2 separate regions of the Homo sapiens genome follow, and region 2 is linked to region 1. A link is an interaction called in ENCODE POLR2A ChIA-PET data of the cell type or tissue named here. Cell type or tissue: Caco-2. All regions are shown on one strand.

Region 1 (8,000 bases):
CTGCATCTCTCCACTCTGCCGCCCTCTCTGAAAGGCTCGCCACCTGGCCATTCTGAGAAATCAGTCTAAATAGGAAAGACAGCAAACCCTGCCCTCGCCCTGGGGAAGTGGCGCCTTCAGGCTTCTAGAAGAACCGAGATGAGCTTGTGGGTCTACTATCTAATCGCCTTTTCTACTTGTAGGCTGCCAAGGCCCGTAGAGACAGGAAGCTGGTTTTTCTCGAGGCTTCACATGGTCACCTTATTGCCAACAAACACTGCAAGGCTTTATTAGCTAAAATGTCAACCCACACACAGATCAGAGACCGCCCTCAGCTTCTCTGCGCCTTTCCGCCCCGTCACCGCATCAATGGGGTGGAGGCCAAACTCAAACACTTGCGGGGCACAGACGTCCCAGAAGCAAACATGCAAGTCACGGGAGTTTATTTATTTAATTTTTTTCCCCAGATGGAGACTCTGTCGCCCAGGCTGGAGTGCAATGGTGTGATCTTGGCTCACTGCAACCTCCACCTCCTGGGTTCAAGCGATTCTCCTGCCACAGCCTCCCGAGTAGCTGGGATTACAGGTGCCCGCCACCACACCCAGCTAATTTTTATATTTTTAGTAAAGACAGGGTTTCCCCATGTTGGCCAGGCTGGTCTTGAACTTCTGACCTCAGGTGATCCACCTGCCTCGGCCTCCCAAAGTGTTGGGATTACAGGCGTGAGCTACCGTGCCTGGCCAGCCACTGGAGTTTAAAGGACAGTCATGTTGGCTCCAGCCTAAGGCGGCATTTTCCCCCATCAGAAAGCCGCGGCTCCTGTACCTCAGAATAGGGCACCTGTAAGTCAGTCAGTGAAGTCTCTGCTCTAACTGGCCACCGGGGCCATTGTCTTCTGACACAGCCTTGCCAGGAGGCCTGCCATCTGCAAAAGAGAGTTCACTCCTTCCGCTATTTTCATGTGAGTGTATCCAATTTCCTGAAAAACAAACCAAATTCAAATCTGGTTAATAAGTGGGGGAGTTCTTTTTTAAAATCTGAACTGAAAAAAATAAAAATAAAAACAGAAACAAACTGAACTAATGGTTTTTTCAAAATCAGCATGAGGAATTCCAACCCCAGCCGGAAAATGAATGCTAAGATGCAATGGATTATGTTTACCTAAAGTTCTATTTATTTCTTAAAAGGATGCTGATAGTTCTTTCAAAGAAACTGTTAAGAAAATGGGTGGGGCGAGGGGGGGCGGGGTGGTGGCACGGAAAGCCAGGCTAGAGGAAAATATTTATATATCTGATAAAGAACTTGCATCCAGACTGTATAAAGAATTCTCAAAAATTCAGTAATAAAGTCCAGGCGTGGTGGCTCATGCCTGTAATCCCAGTACTTTGGGAGGTCAAGGCAGGTGGATCACGAGCCCAGGAGTTCGAGATCAGCCTGACCAACATGGTAAAACCCCATCTCTACTAAAAATACAAAAATTAGCCAGGTATGGTGGCGCACGCCTGTAATCCCAGCTACTCGGGAGGCTGAGGCAGGAGAATCACTTAAACCTGGGAGGCGAAGGTTGCAGTGAGCTGAGATAGTGCCACTGCACTCCAGCCTGGGCAACAGAGCAAGACTCCATCTCAAAAATAAATAAGTAAATAAATTCAGTAATAAAAATCAAACAACCCAATTAAAAAATGGGTAGATTTAGACCTGGAGCAGTAGCTCACACCTGTAATCCCAGCATTCTGGGAGGCTGAGGCAGGAGGATCACTTGCCCAGAGTTGGGCCTGGGCAACATAGCAACACCCAAACTCTACGAAAAAAAGAAAATAAAAATGACCCAAGTGTAGTGGCACATGCCTGCAGTCCCAGCTACTCGGGAGCCTGAGGTGGGAGGATTGCTTGAGCATGGAAGGTTGAGGCTGCAGTGAACTATGATCGCACCACTGCACTCCAGCCTGGGTGACAGAGCAAGACCCTGTCTCTCAAAAACATAAAAAAGGTAGGCCAGGCGCAGTGGCTCACACCTGTAATTCTAGCACTTTGGGAGGCCGAGGCGGGAGGATCACTTGAGCCCGGGAGTTCAAGACCAGCCTTGGCAACACGGGGACACCCCGTCTCCACCAAAAATATAAAAATTGGCCGGTCTTAACATGATCTCTAAACAAAAAATACAGTACAATTAAAATAAAAAATGTAAAAATTTTAAAAAATGGGTATATATGAACAGATGTTTCATCAAAGAAGATTCTGGATGGCAAACGAGCACATGATTAAATGTTCAGCATAGTAATTAGGGAAATGCAAATTAAAGGCACAATGAGATCTCATCACATGCCTATTAGGTTATTTTGTTGTTGTTGTTATTGGTTTTTTTTTTTTTTTTTTTTTTAAGATGGAGTCTCACTCTTGTCGCCCAAGCTGTAGTGCAGGGGTGTGATCTCAGCTCACTGCAACCTCCACCTCCTGGGTTCAAGCGATCCTCCTCCCTCAGCCGCCCGAGTAGCTGGGATTACAGGTGTAAGCCACTGCATCCGGTCATTACACACCTATTAGAATGGCTTAAAAACCAAACTGAGCACTCCATGTGGTGGCTAGGTTGAGGATCCTCCGGAATGCTGGTGGGAATGCACGTGCTGCAGCCACTTCGGAAAACCGTTTGGCAGTTCCTTATCGAGTAAAACATACACTTATCATTTTCCCAGGCAATTTCACCCCTGGGAACTTACTTGGGAAAAAGAAAAACTTAACATTTGCATTCACACTAATCCATATATGCAAATGTTTACACTGGCTTTATTCACAGTCACCACAATCTGTAAACCCAAATGTCCTCCAGCTGATGGACAGATAAGCAAACTGTGGTACACGCACAGGATGGATTACTTCTCAGTGATAACACGGACTGACTCATGGATAGAAGTACCAGCGTGGACACATCTGAAAGGCATTTCTGCTACAGTGAAAGAAAGAAGCCAAACTCACAAGGCTAAGTTCTACATGATCCCATTTATATGATATTCTGGAAAACTGTATCCCATGAAACAGAAACTACATCGGTAGTTTCCAAGTGGTAGTCGGGGAGGGGGCTGGCTTCAAAGGGACACATGAGTTGTTCTGGGATGACAGATTCTGCATCCTGATGGTGATAGTGTTTGCATGACTGAGTGCGTTTGTCCTGTACCTAACAGGCTGAATTTTACTCTATGTAAATTAAACCTCAATTAATCTAACCTTGAAAAATCAATCAATCAGTCAATACACAAGAGAGCCTTGAATGAAGAAAATCAGAACTGTGTGAAACAAACTTGGTCCTCAGGACAATCAGCCACGTTGATCTAGTTTGGACGTCTGTCCCCTTCCAATCTCATTTGGAATTTGGTCCCCAATGTGGGGATGTTTGGGTCATGAGGAAGATCCCACGTGAATGGCTTGGTGCCCACCCCAAGGTAGTGAGTGAGTTCTGGATCAATTAGGTCCCTGGAGAGCTGGCTGTTCAAATGAGCCTGGCACCTCCCTCCGTTCTCAACAGGTGGTCTCTGCATGCACAGGCTCCCACTTCCCCTTCCAACATGAGCAGAAGCAGCCTGAACCCCTCCCTAGAAGCAGATGCTGGCATCATGCTACATGTACAGCCTGCAGAACTGTGAGCCAAATCAACCTCTTTTCTTTCTACATTACCCAGTCTCTGGTATTCCTTTATAGTAACTCAAAGGAACTAAGACACAGCCTCCCTCCCACTGCAGTTGGGAAACACTGAGCACCTTCTAGATGCCAGGCCTGTGAGCAGAGAAAGCGAAGCCAGGGCCCACAGTCTTTTTTTTTTGTTTTGAGACAGTCTCGCTCTGCTGCCCAGGCTGGAGTGCAGTGGTGCGATCTTGGCTCACTGCAACCTCCACCTCCCAGGTTCAAGCGATCCTCCTCCCTCAGCCTCCCAAGTAGCTGGGATTATAGGCGCTTGCCACCACACCCAGCTAAGTTTTGTATTTTTAGTAGAGATGGGGCTTTGCCATGTTGGCCAGGCTGGTCTCAAACTCCTGACCTCAGGTGATCCGCCCACCTCGGCCTCCCAAAGTGCTGGGATTACAGGCATGAGCCACCACGCCCAGCCATGCCCAGCTAATTTTTGTATTTTTAGTAGACAGAGGCTTTCACTACGTTGGCCAGGCTGGTCTCGAACTCCTGACCTCAGGTGATCTGCCCACCTCGGCCTCCCAAAGTGCTGGGATTACAGGTGTGGCCCACAGCACCCGGCCACTATGGGCCACATTCTTGAGGACAGAGGCATTTCTACATTCTCACCGACCTTGATAAACTCCAGTTTCAGGTATTCTGCCATTTGGAAAGTTTTACACACTCGAAAGATGTTGCCAATGATATCTTCTGGTGAGTAGCCCAGATGCCACAAGTGAGCAAGAATCTAGACAAAGGAGACAGAAAAGGCTGCTTACCACTTTAAACTGTAAGAAGACATGTGATTTTGAGACTCACCACAGCTGGTGGGGCCCACCCTTCAGGTCACATGGGGGTACCTTAACTGATTTTCATGGCAGATAGAGAGATAACATTGCAAATGTATTGTTGTTTTGCTTAAATATTTTTTTTTCAGTAATATAAAGATAAGAGTCTTGCTATATTGCCCAGGCTGGTCCCAAGTTCCCGGCCTCAAGCAATCCTCCTGCCTCGACCTCCAAAAGTGCTGGGATTACAGGCATGAGCCACTGAGCCCAGCCTATCGCAAATGTGTTAAGCTGTGTTGCAAAATGGTCTACTACCACACCCATGTAATCTCTTGATCCGGAGCTCTTAAAATGCTTTATTAATCTGATGACTAGGTATAGCAAAGTGGAAAAAGCAGACCATTCATCTGCTAGCTTCATCCAGCTGCAGTCCCAATGCAACCTCTGCAGGACGAGCCTGGAGCACACCCTGACTGGGTAATCCCAGCCTCCTGCTTCCCACCCACCCTGCCCCACCCAGGCTGCAGCGTCTGGAGGCAGGCCTTTTTGCCTTTGTTTTGGCATCTTGGGGTGAATTCAGGAGGCAGAGAAGCTCTGTGCCCACAAATCTGAAGGCTTTCTTCAGGTCTACTCAGGGACCCTGGGCCTGGGTCTCTGCTCAGTCTCCCCGCCTTGCACTCCGGTTTCACATTGGGTGGAACTATGCCCTAAACCCAGTCAACTTCCAACCTAGTTTGTTAGGGGGTAGGCAGAGGGAAACCATGACTGGATCAATGACCTTGAACCACACCAACCACACCACACCCATGTGGCTTGAGGTCGCCTGAACCCCAGCCACATCTGCTGGAATCTGCTCACAGCACTCAGTCCCATTGTGAGGCTAGAATCTTCCTGCTCCCTCCTCTCCTGGCTAGCTGGGGGCTGCTGGATCCCAGAATGCCTGTGCCTATGAGAATGGATGGGGACACTTCCCCTTAACTGGAGAGAAGATGGCTTCCCTGGAGAAGGAGCTAGGCTGGTCTTTCCTCCTGACTTTGGCTGACAAATTTCTCCTGCAGAGGATATAATTACAGGAGAAAAACACCATTTTGAATTCTAGTTCTACTGCTTTTAAACCATGACTTAGGGCTGGGCATAGTGACATGTGCCTGTAGTCCCAGCTACTTGGGAGGCTGAGGTGGGAGGATCGCCTGAGCCTGAGAGGTAGAGGCTACAGTGAGCTGTGACCGCGCCAGTGCATTCCGGCCTGGGCAACAGAGTAAGACCCTGTTTCTACATAAATAAATAAATAAATAAATAAACAAACACAGTGATTTAGGACAAGGAATTCAGCCTCTGAATCAGTTTTCTCATCAGTAAAGTGCACCCAACTCCTAGCATAATTTTTTTTTTCCAGTTCCTAGACAGATTAACACATAGCATGATATTAATAATTTTTTTTTTTTCCTGAGACAGGGTCTCACCATCACCCAGGCTGGGGTACAGTGGCGCAATCACAGCTCACTGCAGCCTTGACCTCCAAGGCTCAACAAATCCTCCTGCCTCAGTCTCCCAAGTAAGATTTCAAGAATGAATGGAGTGATGTGTATAATGTCCCTGGTACCAGAAGGGCTCCCGCTCTCCTCTGCCCAAGAAGTGAGCGGTTCCTCTGCCAGGACGGGGGGAAGGAGGCCAACCTTGTAGGCTTCGTCAATGTTGGCATTCACACAGTGCTGGATCATCTCCTTTACCAGCAGTGGGTGGGGCTCGTCACAGACCTGGCCAAAGGGAAAGGAAAGGCGGTCAGGGGCTAGAAGGGACAATGTGAGCGGGGAGGCCCCAACAGACCGACTTCCAGGCAATCTATGGGTAAAACTTCTCAACCTGTTGTTTTCATCAAATTCTCCAGCAACCAGGATGAGTTTGGGGAATGCTCCTCTCACCATCAAAGAGAAGTGCTTCCGGCACCAGGAAGATAAATTTCCCAAACATAAGACAGATGAACAAGAGAGCAACCAAGGGCCTGTGAAGGATGCTCACTTGGGGACAGCTTTAAAGTCACAAGTCATCTGTCTTAGATCACTTGGGGGGTCAGTTGCCCAGAACCACTTGGAATTCACTTTAGAACTGGGAGGTCTTTTGGGCCAATTCCCACCTCCACCCCGGAGTAGGAACTGGCCTTCCCTACAAAAGGTCCCCCAGCCTCAGCCTGACACCCTAAACAAGGGGTCAGGCTACTCCAGCAGGCAGGTGCATGGTGCTGGGGACTCCGTCCTCCCTGCAGCATTCTCCGCAGTGGCATGAGGCTCTGCCTCTGGTACAATGTCGACCCCTACATCTTCCCAATGAAAGCCTCCTGATGGCTCCAGAGGTCACCCACACCTGCCCTTGCCTTTTCCCGGTGGAAGCCATGGTTTCCTGAGCCCTCAGTGACCCTCCAAGACAAAACAGGGCCCGAACCATCACCCCTGTTTCTGAGCGGGCCTCCCCTTCCTAAGTGGCCTCGAAAATGCATTCACTGCCCAGATCTACCCAGATGCTTCAAAAATCGCTTGTCTGTTGTCCACAAACCTGGTAAGAAACAGCTATAGGCTGAAAGCTTGGACAGCCCTTCCCAGTTTCTTCCCCCAAATAAGGGGGAAGTGAATCTCTCAAATGGCATTTAGACGCGGAGTTATCAGGATGCGGAAGCAGTTTTCAAAAGAATTCCCAAGAGAAAAATGTTTTGCTGACATGGGAGAGTAAGTGAGAAACCTTTTCCTCAGCCTGGCTTTGAGGGTTACTACCCACCCTCCAGGGGCAGAAGTGGGGAGCAGGGCACAGCATTGCAGAAAAAACCCAGGGTGTGGGGTCTGAAGGCTACTGGGGAACAGCACAGTGCTCCTGCCTGCCCTTTAGGGGCCAGGGGATCCCCTGGGCCCACGTCATCACCCACAATGTGATGGTGAGAACCTCTGTGCAGGGAAGTCGCTGGGATCAAATAAGACACGTCAGAAATTGCTCGACCCTGGGTCTGATGCATCCGTGGTCCTCCCTCACCTACCACACACAAGTGACGTTCCAGGTCCCCCGAAACTCTCCAGCTTGTGCAGCAAAGCAGCAATAGGGAGAGGACAGACGGGAGCAGGGTGGGCTCCCTGGCACCCACAAGAGCAGCTAGATGTCCGTCCCCACTGCCAGCCCAGCCCTTCAGCCCCACTGGCCCCCACAGGGAAGCACGGCTTCTGCTGACAGTACCACCCACACTAGCGCTTGTACCTTGAACACGTTCTCACTGTTAATGAAGCCAAATCCTGAGAAGGTGGACTGCAGGTTGTTCAGCGCCTGTTCAGGAGCAAACACATGTCAAGGATGATTTTTATATTTATTTCTTTTTGAGTAGAGACAGGAGTCTCGCTATGTTGCCCAGGCTGGTCTCGAACTCCTGGGCTTAAGCGATTCTCCCACCTCCGCCTCCCAAGTGCTGGGATTACAGGCATGAGCCACCGCACCGGGCCAAGGGTGACTTTTTTTTTTTTTTTTTTTTTTTGAGACAGAGTCTCACTCTGTCACCCAGCATGGAGTGTAGTGGCACAATCTCGAGTCACTGCAATC
Region 2 (8,000 bases), 350 kb after region 1:
CAACGTGGTAAAACCCCATCTCTACTAAAAATACAAAAATTAGCCAGGTGTGGTGGTGCGCACTTGTAATCCCAGCTACTCGGGAGGCTGAGGCAAGAGAATCCCTTGAACCCAGGAGGCGGAGTTTGCAGTGAGCTGAGATCGTGCCATTGCACTCCAGCCTGGGCTACAAGAAAAAAAAAAAAAAAAGATGTCAGCAGGGCTGATCCTTCTGGAGGCTCTAGGGGAAAATCTATTTCCTTGTCTTTTTTTTTTTTTTTTTTTTTTTTTTTTTTTTGAGACAGAGTCTTCAGGCTGGAGTGCAGTGGCGCGATCTCAGCTCACTGCAACCTCCGCCTTCCAGGTTCAAGCAATTCTCCTGCCTCAGCTTCCTGAGTAGCTGGGATTACAGGCATATGCCAACATGCCCGGCTAATTTTTGTATTTGTAGTAGAGACAGGGTTTCACCATGTTGCCCAGGCTGGTCTCAAACTCCTGACCTCAAGTGATCTGCCCACTTTGGCCTTCCAAAGTGCTGGGATTACAGGTGTGAGCCACTGAGCACGGCCCCCTGTTTTAAGGATTAAATGAATGAATCCATGCAAAGATCAAAGAGCAGTGCCTGGCACAGAAGAGCTCAGATTCTCTGAGTTACCAAGTGCCCGTGATGGGTTGGGCATTTTTTTTATTTGTTTGTTTGTTTTGAGATGGAGTCTTGCTCTGTCGCCCAGGCTGGAGTGCAGTGGCGCAATCTCGGCTCACTGCAAGCTCTGCCTCCTGAGTTCAAGCAATTCTCCTGCCTCAGCCTCCTGAGTAGCTGTGACTACAAGCGTGCACCACCTATCCCAGCTAATTTTTTGTATTTTTAGTAGAGACGGGATTTCGCCATGTTGGCCAGACTAGTCTTGAACTCCTGGCCTCAAGCGATCCACCCGCCTCAGCCTCCCAAAGTGGTGGGATTACAGGCGTGAGCCACCGCGCCCAGCTGGGTTCAGTAATTCTTAGCATATTGCCAATTTTCCCTGCTTTCTCTCTCACACACACGCGCACACACATAATTTCTCTTTCTTTTTCTCTATTTGAAGTAAGGTGCAAACATCTTGACTCTTCGTGCCTAAATGTTTCAATGCACATCTCCTAAGAAAACACTGTTATCTTACATACTCACAATAGCATCATCGTACTTATACAACTTAATAATTCCCTGTCATCTAATACATGGTCTTTATTCAAATTTCCAAAACTGTCTTCTATGCCTGTTCTCCTCCATGATATAATCATTTTTCACTGGTTGATTTCTTTTTTAATTTTTTTTTTTTTTAAAGACAGTCTCCCTCTTGCCCAGGCAGGAGTGCAGTGGCACAGTCATAGCTTACTGCAGCCTGGACCTTCTAGGCTCAAACCATCCTTACCACCTCAGCCCCTCGAGTGGCTAGGACTACAAGCACACGTGCTACCATGCCCAGCTCATATTTTATTTTTTACTTTTGTAGAGATAGGCTGGAGTGCAGTGACACTATCACATAGCTCACTGTAACCTCCAACTCCTGGGCTCAAACAATCCTCCCGCATCAGCCTCCCAAGTAGCTGGGACTATAGCTGGGTGCCACTGTACCAGCTACTTTTAAATTTTTTGTAGACAGAGTCTCTCTATGTTACCCAAGGCTGGTCTCCAACTCCTGCCCTCAAGTGATCCTCCTGTCTCGGCCTCCCAAAGTGCTGAGATTATAGGTGTGAGCCACCACGCCAGGCTCACGGGTTAATTTTTTAAAAATTATTTTATTGCATGTAATGTTTGCCTAAACAAAAATTATTTCATTTTGCTTATAATTTTACTTTCTTTTTTTTGAGACGGAGTCTCGCACTGTCGCCCAGGCTGGAGTGAAGTAGTGTGATCTTGGCTCACTGCAACCTCCACCTCCCAGGTTCAAGTGATTCTCCTGCCTCACTCAGCCTTCCGAGTAGCTGGGACTATAGGTGCCCGCCACCACGCCCAGCTAATTTTTTGTAGAGACGGGGTTTCACTGTGTTAGCCAGGATGGTCTCCATCTCCTGACCTCACGATCCACCCGCCTCAGCCTCCCAAAATGCTGGGATTACAGGCATGAGCCACCGCGCCCAGCCTATAATTTTACTTTTATGACAAAGGCGTGTTATTGAATAGAGTCTGGGACTTGCTGTTTTCCACTTAGCTTTGGTTGACATAATGCTGAAGTGTGTAGCTGTAGCTTCTTAGTTCTCATGGCTCTATAATCTTCCATTGAGTGGAATTTTACCATGATGCAATTCCTCTCTCTCCCCTCCTTGGGGATTGGGCTGCTTCCATTGTTTTGCTGTTACTAAGAATGCAATTAACACTTATAGCCGGGCACGATGGCTCATGTCTGTAAACCCAGCACTGTGGCAGGCCACGACGGGAGGATCCCTTGAGCTCAGGAGTTTGAGACCAGCCTGGGCAACATGGCAAGACCCCATCTCTACTAAAAATACAAAAAAATTAGCCAGGCATGGTGGCATGCTTGCTATTCAAGAGGCTGAGGCGGGAGGATCGCTTCAGCCCAGGAGGCAGAGGTTGCAGTGAGCTGAGATCATGCCACTGCACTCCAGCCTGGGCAACAGAGCGAGATCCTGTCTCAAAAAAAAAAAAAAAGCAGAGGAGGAGAAGCATAGATCCGTTAAAAAGTTTAAGGCCCAGCCTGGTGACTCGCCCCTGTAATCCCAACACTTTGGGAGGCTGAGGCGGAAGAATTGCTTGAAGCCAGGAGTTTGAGATCAACCTGGGCAACATAGCAAGATCCTGTCTCTACAAAAATGTTAAAATTAGCCAGACGTGGTGGTATGCACCTGTAGGCCCATGTACTCAGGAGACTGCGGCAGGAGGATGAGGTCAAGGCTGCAGTGAGCTAGGATCGCACTACTGCATGGGTGACAAAATGAGACTACATCTCTAAAAAAAAATTTTTTTTGAAAAGGAAGAGGAAGAAGGCCAGGCGCAGTGGCTCATGCCCGTAATCCCAGCACTTTGGGAGACCGAGGCAGGCGGATCACCTGAGGTCAGGAGTTCAAGACCAGCCTGACCAACATGATGAAACCCCGTCTCTACTAAAAATACAAAAATTAGCCAAGCGTGGTGGCTCGTGCCGGTAGTCTCAGCTACTTAGGAGGCTAAGGCAGGAGAATTGCTGGAACCTGGGAGGCGGAGGTTGCAGTGAGCCCAGATCACGCCACCGCACTCCACCCTGAGCGACAGAGCAAGACTCCATCTTAAGAAAAAAAAAAAAAAAACTACAGTTCCCTTTGTAAAATGGGTTTTTGGTAGAGACAGTGTCTTGCTGTCATTCCGGCTAGAGTCCAGTAGCTGGGACTACAGGTGTGGGCCACCATGCCCAGCTAATTTTTCCATTTTTATAGAGATGGGATCTTGCTATGTTGCCCAGGCTACATTTTTTTTTAAATCATGAGTTTTTGAAGGAAATTGGATAGGGCAGGCTGTGGTAGGGGATGGATTGGACAAGCCCCTGCTTGAATGCCTGCATACAGTGGGGAAAAGGGGGATCAAAATGGGTCAAGCCTTAAGGGTCCCTCCTGCACGCAGTGTCCAGGTGCAGGTCTGGGATGGCAGAAGAACCACAGGCTCATGAGCACTGGCCTGGGCACAGGTCCACAGGTCTCTGCCCCGCTGCAGCTTGGCCCTCCTCTCTCCAGGCCTCAGTTATCTCATCCATGAAATGGAGCTGATGGAATTCCTGCTAAACCTGTGCGCAGGCCCTACAAGGGGTTAAAAGCTGAACCTGAATGTAGCTTTTTTATTTTTTCGAGACCGGGTCTCACTCTGTCACCCAGGCTGGAATGCAGTGGTGCAATCGCTGCAGCCGTGAACTCTGCCCGGGCCTGGCAGGGAGTTGGGGCTCTGTGAAGTGGTTCAGGAGGGGAGAGAAGGACCATTATCCCACGCTTCTGCTACAGATCGCAGTCTCTCCCCTCTAAACCGCCCTTGCCCTTCGCTGGCTGCGTCTCCCTGCTGTGAATGGTCGTAATTACCAACGTGAGGTCGTCAGTCTGAGCTGAAGTCCTCTAACTAGGCGGGGAGAGTCAGGGCTGGCCAGGGCTCTTGCACTTTGCCCCGAGAGAGAGCCGTGGAGCCAGCCCAGGCACCACCCGAGCCAGTTGGTTTAAAATTGTGTACATAGCATGGCTGTGATTCAGTGAGCTTGGTTGTCTTTTTTTTTTCCCCCTTGGCAAATTTCAGTTACTCCTTGGGCTAACAGACAGCAGACTGGTAAAGATAAGATGAGAGTTGCCCAGCCAGCGTTAAAGAGAGAGAGGAGACCGAAGAACAGAATGAGCAGGAGGGGGGCAGGAAAAATGTCAAGGGAAGGCCTGTCCACCAAAGGTGTCACTGTCCAGGGGCAGTGGGCAGGAGGTCGCTGCTGCGGGGATGGGTTCTTTCAGCAGGACTTTCTGCACAGCACTGGGGGCAGAAACATGAAGGTGAAACCCTACACACACTGAGTCCTAACTATGACATTTCCAAACAGAGAACACTCTGAAATGTTTGCAACTGTGGGTGTCTTTACAGCCAGCCTGGGTTCAGGGGAGCTCAGGCAGGTCCTCCCGAGAATAGGTTTGCTGACTTGGTGTTCCGGACGGTAAACTAAACCCCCTTTTCTGGGGGGGGTTGGGGGGAGACGGAGTTTTGCTCTTGTTGCCCAGGCTGGAGTGCAGTGGCGCCATCTCGGCTCACTGCAACCTCCGCCTCCCGGGTTCAAGTGATTCTCCTGCCTCAGCCTCCCAAGTAGCTGGGATTACAGGCACCCGCCACTATGCCCGGCTAATTTTTTTTTATTAGTAGTAGAGATGAGGTTTCACCATGTTGGCCAGGCTGGTCTTGAACTCCTGACCTCAGCTGATCCACCCACATTGGCCTCTCAAAGTGTTGGGATGAAAGGCATGAGCCACCGCATGCCCGGCCCATTGCTGCTTTACAGATGAGGACATCGAGTGGTTCAGGGACTTGCCCAGGGTCGCGAGCTGATTGCAGAGCTGGGATTTGAACCCAGGCAATCAGTCTTGGGTAGACCACTGGGCTTGTGACCCTGGCCTTGAAGGGCCCGGTATTGCTCCTGCCCCTGCAGTGTCCTCAGCAGCTCTCTGAGGCGATTCTCTGATCCGTGTTTTTCCCGTGAGCAGATTAGACTCAAAGGTGACCGGGCATGCTGGAGCTGCCCTGCCCCACCTGAGGCCGAGGCCACCACTGCCCACAGCAGTCCTTGGGGAACTCCCTGGTGGCGACCTGGTGGTGGTGGCAGGAGCCTGGCTCTGTTGGGAAAGAGGACTCATGACCCCACCTGCAGCTCTCCGAGATGCTCAGCTGGTCTGGGCACGATGGCTCACGCCTGTATCTCAGCACTTTGGAAGGCCAAGGTGGGTGGATTGCTTGAGCTTAGGAGTTGAAGACCAGCCTGGGCAACATAGTGAGACCTTGTCTCTACAAATAACACAAAAATTAGACAGACATAGTGGCACACACCTGTAGCACCAGCTACTCAGGAGGCTGAGGATGGAGGATGGCTTCAGCTCAGGAGGCGGAGGTTACAGTGAGCTGAGATTGCTCCACTGCGCTCCAGCCTGGGCAACAGAGCCAGACCATCTCAACTCAAAAAAATAAATAAATAAATAAAGCTTGGCTGGGCCATCTGGGTTAGCAAGGATCTTAGCATTCTCCCTCAGGGCTAACCAGGGTGCGTGGGCGAGCTGTCTCGGTTGCAGCGGGGGCCACGATTCCTGTCGGGCAAGACTGGTGCCAGCCTGCACACCTCAGAGCCCAACAGGAATATCTGTTCAGATCGAGACGTTGCCCTTTCCCCTGCAGGGCACGGCTAGAGCACAGACACAAACCCAGTGTCAGGTCCCCAGACACGGCAGGGGACAGGGGAGTTGGTCTTCACCTGTGGTTCAGGTTCCCTCCCAGACAGTGAGTCACTTATGTGCCCAAGGAGCTGCCTCTGGTGCACTCACAGTTCCCAGAAGATCTGGGATGGGACTACAGGTGTGCACCACCATGCCCAGCATTTTTTCTTTTTTTTTGGTAGAAACAGGGTTTCCCTCTGTTGCCCAGACTGGTCTTGAACTCCTGGCCTCAAGCAATCCTCCCACTTCAGCCTTCCAAAGTGCTGGGATGACAGGCATGAGCCACTGTGCCCAGCCTGTAGTGCTTTTTGATATGTGAGATTAGATCCAGCAGGCCCAGAGTCCCAGTTGAGGAATGTGGAAACAGGCTCAGAGAGGTTGAGTGACTTTCCATACACCACACAGCATTAGGGATTAGAATCAAGATTGCCTTCCAGTCTGATGAGCCAGGGACTTTCCCCATACCTGGCCCTGGGGATCCCCCTTTTCCCCACTGTATGCAGGCATTCAAGCAGGGGCTTGTCCAATCCAGCTCCCACCAGAGCCTCCCCTACTCCATTTCCTTCAAAAACTCACGATTTAAAAAAATGTAGCCTGGGCAACATAGCAAGATCCCATCTCTACAAAAGATGGAAAAATTAGCTGGGTGTGGTAGCCCACACCTGTAGTCCCAGCTACTGCACTCCAGCCTGAATGACAGCAAGACCCTGTCTCTACCAAAAAAAAAAAACCACGTAATTCTCTTTACTCTAAATTAAATAAAAAGAAAGAGGTAGGAAAATGCAAGAACAGCTACAGAGAAAAATCAGTGTTCTTCCTGAGCTTGATGTTGACTGAGCTAGAGAATCCCACAGACAAGGTATATTGTGGGCCTTGCACAGTGTCTGCACGTAGTATGTGCCAAGCTTGTTTTTTATTTTTTAATTTTTGTTTGGTTGTTTGTTTGAAACAGGATCTAGCTCAGTCACCCAGGCTGGAGTGCAGTGGGGCAATCATGGCTTACTGCAACATTGACCTTCCAGGCTCAAGCAATCCTCCCACCTCAGCCTCCCAAGTATCTGGGATTACAGGCACACACCACCATGCCCAGCTAATTTTTCTTTTTTTTTCTTTTTTTTTTTTTTTTTTTGTGGAGACAGGGTCTTGCCATGTTGCCCAGGCTGGTTGCAAACTCGTGGCCTCAGTCTCCCAAATTGCTGGGATTACAGGCGTGAGCCACTACATCCGGCCAGTTCTTGGTGTTATTGACAAAGGCATTTAGCCCCACTCCACCCCTCCCACACTCCAGAGGTGGTCAGGACGCCTCCCCAAACTGCCAGCCCCCTCAGCCAGCCCGGCCCCACTTTCCTGACATGCACACTCCCACCACTTCTGGTCCACCGCCTGGGACCTGTGCCCCATATAGAATTGCCATAGTATCCTATCGACTGCCCCGTAGTGTCACTCCTGGTTAGCTGCAGCCTGGTTTAGGGTTGCACTTCTTCCCAGACCAGGCAAGACTTGGAAGGAAGAGGGGAAGTTTCCTGATTGGCTAAAGCATGTTGAGCACCTGAAATCACAGGATACTACAAGTTTCCTTGTGTCTTACTCACCGCTCACAACTGCCTTGGAGGTCCGTGTGATGAGCCCCAGCGTGCAGATGAGCCCACATCCTTGGAGCTTTGGGCCCCGTGTGGTGGTCACCTCCTCTGGGAAGTCCTCCCTGACTCCCAGCTGGGTCAGGATCCCTGCTATAGACCCCCGTGGGCCATGTAAACCAAAAGTGCCTGAAACAGGTCTCAATCAATTTAAAGATTTATTTTGCCATGGGGGAGGACACAGCCAGGAAAAAGAGACTCAAGCTGCAATAGGGTCTGTGGCCTGTGCTTTTTTCCAGAGTTTTGAGGACTTTGGTATTTAAAGGGGAAAGAGGGCCTGGGTACGGTGGCTCACAGCACTTTGGGAGGCCAAGCCAGGTGGATCACCTGAGGTCAGGAGTTCGAGACTGGCCTGGGCAGCATAACAAAACCCCATCTCTACTAAAAATACAAAAAATTAGCCAGGTGTGGTGGCGGGTACCTGTAATCCCAGCTACTCTGGAGGCTGAGGCACGAGAATCACTCGAACCCGGT

Evidence for each region. ChIA-PET counts read pairs that join two places held together with the same protein. Peaks named below come from ENCODE experiments on the same cell type or tissue, not always from the same donor. Only the 100,000 strongest peaks of a DNase experiment are listed, where the experiment ranks them.
Region 2: POLR2A ChIA-PET joins it to region 1 with 10 read pairs; 2 of 35 experiments call an interaction of 5 or more read pairs at or near these places.

The regions. Positions count from the first base shown.
Region 1 is chr7:74,231,259-74,239,258 of GRCh38, forward strand. RFC2 (replication factor C subunit 2) reads right to left here. Exons shown (of 11, transcript NM_181471.3): 8 at 7,665-7,730; 9 at 6,104-6,184; 10 at 4,274-4,387; 11 at 244-958. The coding sequence ends at 848. Among named protein-coding and RNA genes, the nearest start is that of RFC2, 19 kb to the right of the region's middle. In Caco-2, no CTCF peak of the experiment used is centred here; no DNase peak of the experiment used is centred here.
Region 2 is chr7:74,576,373-74,584,372 of GRCh38, forward strand. All of the region lies in intron 22 of GTF2IRD1 (GTF2I repeat domain containing 1), which reads left to right. Among named protein-coding and RNA genes, the nearest start is that of MIR10525, 16 kb to the right of the region's middle. RefSeq lists an enhancer at 4,644-5,145 and a silencer at 5,108-5,402. In Caco-2, no CTCF peak of the experiment used is centred here; DNase peaks (open chromatin) are centred at 3,879 and 4,099; H3K4me3 peaks cover 644 bases.